Linked DNA regions of Homo sapiens: region 1 is linked to region 2. The links are chromatin contacts, found by Hi-C in ENCODE. All regions are on one chromosome and are shown on one strand. The core of a region is the stretch at or near the end of the contact, and the rest is flanking DNA. Distances in the headings are between cores, read along the strand shown. Region 1 holds the start of OAS3 (2'-5'-oligoadenylate synthetase 3). Region 2 holds the start of ERP29 (endoplasmic reticulum protein 29).

Region 1 (3,384 bases), core at 882-3,381, 930 kb after region 2:
ATGAGGAAAGGGGATGTGCCAGGAATGAGTCTTCTGCATACAGGACTTCCTGTTCTTTCCAGATGTGGCCAGGTATGCTGTGTACTTCCCTGCCTCTCTGCCCCACCCTCACTGCTCCCTCCTTAGGCAGGCACCTCTGCTGCCTGTTACTCAACACAGAAAGGTTGGGGCGGGAGACCACATGTCTTTAGAGGCTGCCATTACTATGCCAGCACAACTGACAACCATGAGAGTTAACCTAGGGTCCCTTCTTTTCCTTCAATCCACTGCCTGGAGCCTGCAGCTCCTCAGAGCCTTTCCACTCTGCATAGGTACCCCCTCCTTTATGTGTTTTGGCTGCAATTTCCTCCTTCATCCAGTCTCATATCTCTGACAGGGATCTCAGATTCCAGTTTACCTGGGACACCTCTGGTTAGGACCCAGCAACATTATTAAAGTTTTTCTATCGCTTTCCTGCCACCTCTAGAGGCCTGGGATGGACGTTGAAGGCTTATGCATATGTTCAGTCCACCATCATGACCCAATATTGACCCTTCTGCGTTCCATCTTCTAAAAATGCCTCAAATGTCCCGCCCCCTTGACTCCACTTTTTCTCAGTTTCCAACCCTGTTGATTTCCATTATGCTTTTAATATATCTTTGCTGCTATTTTAATAGAATTTTGAGCATGTGTTCAATCCACTATCTTGAATGGAAAGTTTCTAAAGTGGCCTGTGACTCAGGAAGAAGACTGTGATTAATGGGCGAGAATGAAAATCATTGCTCAATCCCTTGACTTAAATCCCCACCACAACACCTGACCTACAAAACCTGCCCATACTTGAATATTCCAAGTGATGCAGCATTCACTACTCAAAATATTAGCTGGTGTACATATTACAGACCCAGCATCTCTCCCTCTAGTTGACCATGACCTCTGAAATTCACACTCTGATCCTATCTATTTCCTTTCAGTTACCGTGCAGATGTCAGGAAGCACTTGTTAAGACTATTACCTGAAGTGTACTCAGAGGCAGAGTAAATGCTGGGTCCCGGAGCAGACAGGAGAGAGGACCTGGGAGTTTTTTAGTAAGATGGGGAGGAGGAGATAGGCTATGGCTTGGACCAGGCCTGGAAGAGAGCTCAGGTGTGCAGTCTCTAGGAACCCGGGTGGAGAAGCAGCAGGAAATAAGCAGAAAAAGGAGACAGGCCATGAAGATAGAAGCGCAATGGTCCTGGATTCAAATCTCCACTCTGCAGCTTATAGCTTACAGTCCGCTTAGCTTTGTGCCCATTCCAAGAGGATTTCCCTATTGTAGCTTTACAATGTTTTAATATGTAGTATTGTTGTGCAAGGTACCATCCTAAACTGACTGACTTTCCTTCCTCCTTCTCCTCCAAAATAATTTTTAATTCTTGCAGACAGACTTTAGATCGTGTGTTTGAAGTTTTTAAAGATGGAATTTTTATTGGAACTGCATTACACGTATAAATTATTTAGGAAGAGTTGGCTTCTGAAGAGGGCAGCTCTGTGGGCTTGGGCTGGGTTTGAATCCAGCCAGACAACTTTCCAGCTGTGTTACCTTGGACAGTTACCTAGTTCCTCTGTACCTTGACTTCCTCATCTGTCAAATGGGTGATGATAATAGCACCTACACCATGGTCGTTGGGAGGAGTCAGTGAGAGTCTCCAAGTGTGCTTTATTATCGTTGGTGGTGGTAGTGGTGTTTAGAACGCATCCCTCAGTCAGACAGCGAGGTAGGACTTCTCCGTTTATTAAATCCTGACCTTTTTTTTCCATGTAAAACCTGCACGTTTCTGAAATGCTCAGAGTACGTTACTCAGTATGTACCCATATGTTCTGTGGGTATACTTTGTTAGGTTGTGATTAGTTCGTTGGAGCTGGTGGTTGCAGGGACGGCTGGAAGCAAGGAGATGAAGGAGAGGAAGTCGTAGCTGGGAAGGGGACCAGGAAGTGGGTGTCAGGTCCAAGAGCTGCTAGAAAGAAACGAAACTGAAAGCAGGGAATTTCCCAAGTTTGGGGAAGACAGGAACTGCAGCGCCCCTCCCCGTTTCACGCCACGCGCGGGACCGAGGACCTAGGACCTGGCCAGCTGGGCGTGGTTCGGAGAGCCGGGCGGGAAAACGAAACCAGAAATCCGAAGGCCGCGCCAGAGCCCTGCTTCCCCTTGCACCTGCGCCGGGCGGCCATGGACTTGTACAGCACCCCGGCCGCTGCGCTGGACAGGTTCGTGGCCAGAAGGCTGCAGCCGCGGAAGGAGTTCGTAGAGAAGGCGCGGCGCGCTCTGGGCGCCCTGGCCGCTGCCCTGAGGGAGCGCGGGGGCCGCCTCGGTGCTGCTGCCCCGCGGGTGCTGAAAACTGTCAAGGTGAGGTCCCACCTCGGGGTCTTTATGTGTCCAAAGGGGAGTCCTGGGAGGACGCTTAAGCCTCACATAGGCTTACGGTGGGGGTGGCTTTATCCGCTTGTGCACCTCATTCATTTCTTTAACAAATACTTCCAATGTGCCAGCCCCGTGCTAACTCCCCCGAACATACGAGCCAGGTAGGTACTCTTAAGCCCGCTTGACAGATAGAGAAAATGAGGCACAGAGAGGTACAGTGACGTGTCCGATCCTGTAAGAGGCCCAGCCAGGATTCAAATCCAAGTAGCCTGATTCCTGCATCTCTACTCTCAGAGGCTGCTTCTTATCCATTCATTCACTCATTCACTCATTCTCCCAGTCATTCAAACAGACTGTGGGCCTCACACTATGCCAGACCTTAAGGTTACAGAAGTAATAACACTCCGCGTAACAGCCAGAGTAGCCCAATTTATTGAGACATTATCAAATAACAATGAAAATTATCTCATTAAATGAGTATTACCTCATTTCATCCCCACGTTCAGTGAGGCAGGTATTATTGTACCTGTTTTATGGATAGGGAAACTGAGGCTAGACGCTAAATTACTACTCTGAGTCACATCTTTTTTTTTTTTTTTTTTTTTTTTTTTTTTTGAGACAGGGTCTCGCTCTGTCACCCAGGCTGGAGTGCAGTAGCATGATCTTGGCTCACAGCAACCTCCGCCTCCTGGGCTCAAGTTATTCTCACACCTCAGCCTCCCAAGTAGCTGGCACTACAGGTGCACACTACCATGCCTGGCTAATTATTTGCATTTTTTGTAGAGATAGAGTTTTGCCGTGTTGCCCAGGCTGGCCTGGAACTCCTGGGCTCAAGTGATCCACTTGCCTTGGCCTTTCAAAGTGCTGGGATTACAGGTGTGAGCCACCATGCCCAGGTAATTTTTGCATTTTTTGTAGAGACGGGATTTCACCATGTTGCCCAGGCTCCGGGTCACTTTTTGTCACTTAAATACAGCCACACTGCCACTGTGATCCCAGGACAC
Region 2 (3,428 bases), core at 701-3,200:
CAGTAAGTCCCTTACAATGCATTGTATATGTTCTCTTACATGCATTTGTTCATCAAATCTTGTGAATTCTACCCTTTAAAAGTTTGTCAATTCCATCCATACTTCTTCAGCCCTATTATGTCCTACTGCATGACCTTAACCTCTTCCAACTAGACTATTGCCATACCCCATTAATTGGCTTTAGTCCCGTCTTCTCAATTCCAATCCATTTCCTTCATTCCTGAGTAATGTTGTTTTTGTTTTGAGACAGTCTTCTCTGTTGCCCAGACTGGAGTGCAGTGGCAGCAATCAGGGCTGACTGCAGCCTCGACCCCTCAGGTCCAAGTGATCCTGCTGCCTCAGCCTCCCAAGTACCTGGGACCACAGGCATGCACTACCACACATGGCTAATTTTTCTACTTATTGTAGAGACGAGGTTTCATTACGTTGCCCAGGCTGACCTGGGTGCTGTTTCTACACACAAATCTAACCTCACTCTCCTAGTTAAAACTTCTGGTGACTCCAAACCCTTTAGCTTGGTGAGACCCTTTCGAATCCGCCCCATGGAAGCTCAGTAATAATCAATCAAAATAAAAAAGAGCGGCAGCAGCTGTTGCGCCAGTTCGCCTTTACATAGATTCATCTCAACCAGTTCCCCAACATGCCTGTGCATAATTTTCCCATTGTTAGAAATGCCCTGTTTCTCTTTGCCTCATGCACGCCCCCTCTTATTTCAAGGTCCAGCTCAAAAGTCACCTCCTGTCTACAACTTCCTCTGATGCTCCTGAGCAGGGATGGCTGAATCTCTGTCTCTTTACAATAAGAAAATACGGTCTTTTTTTTTCTTTTTGAGACTGAGTCTCGCTCTGTCACCTAGGCTGAAGTGCAATGGCGAAATCTCGGCTCACCCCAACTTCCGCCTCCTGGGTTCATGCAATTCTCCTGCCTCAGCCTCTTGAGTAGCTGGGATTACAGGCACGCACCACCACACTCGCCTGATTTTTAGTAGAAACGGGGTTTCACCATGTTGGCCAGGCTGGTCTCGAACTCCTGACCTCAGGTAATCCACCTGCCTCGGCCTCCCAAAGTGCTGGGATTACAGACGTGAGTCAACGCGCCCAGCCGGAATAATATTTTACAGCAATTACACTGCACTGTTTAGATCATTATTCCTATGCCGCCTCCTCCCCCAACAAAGTGCGTGCCTTCAGCACACAACGGTCTTGTTTCTGCTTATTCCGTAGCCCCGCAGGCAAAGCCAGAGTCTGGCACAAGCCAGGGACCGAGTGACTACCTGCGGAACAGAATGATTAGAATTGCGTCTGGGGTTCCTGGAGGGTGGGCCTTGGCTGGGCGGATCCCAGGAGCCTGGCGTCTCCCAGGGGAGGCGCTCACCTCAGATCGGGCCTAAGAGGGCCCTGCTTGCCACACTGACCGCCAAGCCTGGCCAAAAAGCTCAGGGAAGCCGCGGAGCCACTGCCCGCCTGGGTCAGGGTGGTGACGGAGCCTGACTGAGAATAACGGCTGAACTTGACTAATAGACTGACCGAGGGTTGGAGCGGGTCCCAACCAACTGCCTGACGGCCCAAAGGCAGGAAGAAACGATGGTAGGCCTTGTCATCTTCGAAGGAGAGGAAGGACAGCAAACGAATTGCTATAGCGTCCCCATGCGCACTTGGCGCTTCTCCTCAAGCGGAGCAGGAACGGAACTGGGCGGACCCGCCGGAAGACTCGGCGAGTGCGCGCGCGCAGGAGCCCATTTTCCCGCCCGCAACGTGGCCCCGCCCTTTTACCCAGGCCCTACGCGAGCTTCGCCGAGTACGCGTGCGCAGCAGCTTCCCCTCCCTCGCCCCGCCCCTCACGTGGCCCCACCCTCTCACCCTAGACAGATGGGAGCCTCCTGGGGTGTCCACGTGAGCGCGCGTGAGTCCGCCCCCCCAGTCACGTGACCGCTGACTCGGGGCGTTCTCCACTATCGCTTACCTACCTCCCTCTGCAGGAACCCGGCGATATGGCTGCCGCTGTGCCCCGCGCCGCATTTCTCTCCCCGCTGCTTCCCCTTCTCCTGGGCTTCCTGCTCCTCTCCGCTCCGCATGGCGGCAGCGGCCTGCACACCAAGGGCGCCCTTCCCCTGGATACGGTCACTTTCTACAAGGTAACCGGGGCGGGGGACGTCGCGCGCAGGTGCCGCCGGGGCGCCCGGAAGAGCGCGCGCCCGTGGGGAGACGCTGGATTCCGGGAGCTGACGGGAGGTGGTCTGTAGCAACGGTCCCAGAGCTTCCCGGCGTCCTACAGGCCTAGTGGACTCTGAGCGGAGAATGTTATGACCACCGGGCATGCACGCTTCAGGGCCCCGGCGCACCCTTGCTTTTGCAGCATTTATACTTGCATCCACCCTTGCAAAGATGCAGCCGAGGGAACTGGGTGCCCCTTCCCTTCACCTGTGGGGAGAGGGCGGTGCCTGGCGAGATCCAACCCTCGAGTCCCAAGTGGGAGAACCGGAGGGCGGTGCGAGGTCGACGCCACCGGGCTCCCGGCTGTGGAAGCTGGGAGGGGTTGGCGGGGGGAAATGCAGGCGCGTTAGCCTGCGTGTCCGCGCCCCTCTTCCCAGGGTTGGATTGCAGCCTGCTTTGCAGTGTGCAAACAATGATCAGATATCATACATCTTGAATAGTGCAAGCGTGAAGAATAAGCTTCAGTTCAGCCACCCTGTAAAGCAGGGGTCCCCAACCACCAGGCCCGTCGGTGGCCTGTTAGAAACCGGGCCGCACAGCAGGAGGTGAGCGGCAGGCGAGCTAGCACTACAGCCTGAGCTCCGCCTCCTGTTACATCAGCTGCGGCATTACATTCTCATAGGAGCACGACCTTTATTGTGAACTACGCATGTGAGGGATCCAGGTTGTGTGCTTCTTATCAGAATCTAATGCCTGATGATCTGAGGCGAAACAGGTTCATGTCGAAACCACCCAACCCCGTGGAAAAGTTGTCTTCCATGAAACCAGTTCTTGGTGCCAAAAAGGTTGGGGATAGCTGTTGTAGGAAACATCTTGGGGTTGGCAACAAAATCAGTAAAATTGGGTCAAGGCATGGAAGAATTTGCCACTACCTCCGCCTTTCCCCCCTTCCATTTTTGCAGAATTAGGGATCCTGGCCTGAGTAAATGGACGGTTGGAAATGGTGGCTGAATGCAACACCGCAGTCCCAGTCCCCTCCTCTTGCACCTGTCTTCACCCACGAGCAGCTTTTAACTTCCTCTAGGAGATGGGCAAGCTTAGTGTTGCGAGAGAGCCAGTCATTTCATTTTCAGGTTTTGTACTCATTGTGGGGAAGTGAAACCAAGAAGTAGTTGTCTCCAGTGGTTGAAGTCTCCTATTTTCAAGCGTTCCCTGTCGTGGATTTGGCACTTGCAGCTCATTCAAGGCAAAGTTTCAAGAATTTAAAAGTGTAGG

What was found. Hi-C counts contacts between places; a loop is a spot of excess contacts on that map. Pooled maps may share reads with other maps.
Region 1: a pooled map shows a loop between it and region 2 (5-fold over the local background). The contact joins the promoter of OAS3 here to the promoter of ERP29 in region 2. A Hi-C loop is called at or near these places in 5 of 37 single-sample maps with no recorded cell type and 5 of 50 pooled maps.

Annotation. Positions count from the first base shown.
Region 1 is chr12:112,936,343-112,939,726 of GRCh38, forward strand. It overlaps OAS3 (2'-5'-oligoadenylate synthetase 3), which reads left to right and starts at 2,132. Exons shown (of 16, transcript NM_006187.4): 1 at 2,132-2,365. The coding sequence starts at 2,189. RefSeq lists enhancers at 1,751-1,920, 1,815-2,124, 2,088-2,257, 2,681-2,850 and a silencer at 2,345-2,434.
Region 2 is chr12:112,011,476-112,014,903 of GRCh38, forward strand. ERP29 (endoplasmic reticulum protein 29) reads left to right here and starts at 1,951. Exons shown (of 3, transcript NM_006817.4): 1 at 1,951-2,134. The coding sequence starts at 1,991. TMEM116 (transmembrane protein 116) reads right to left here and starts at 1,690. Exons shown (of 11, transcript NM_001193531.2): 1 at 1,527-1,690. RefSeq lists enhancers at 1-161, 666-1,554, 1,425-1,614, 3,285-3,424 and silencers at 1,775-1,854, 2,195-2,284.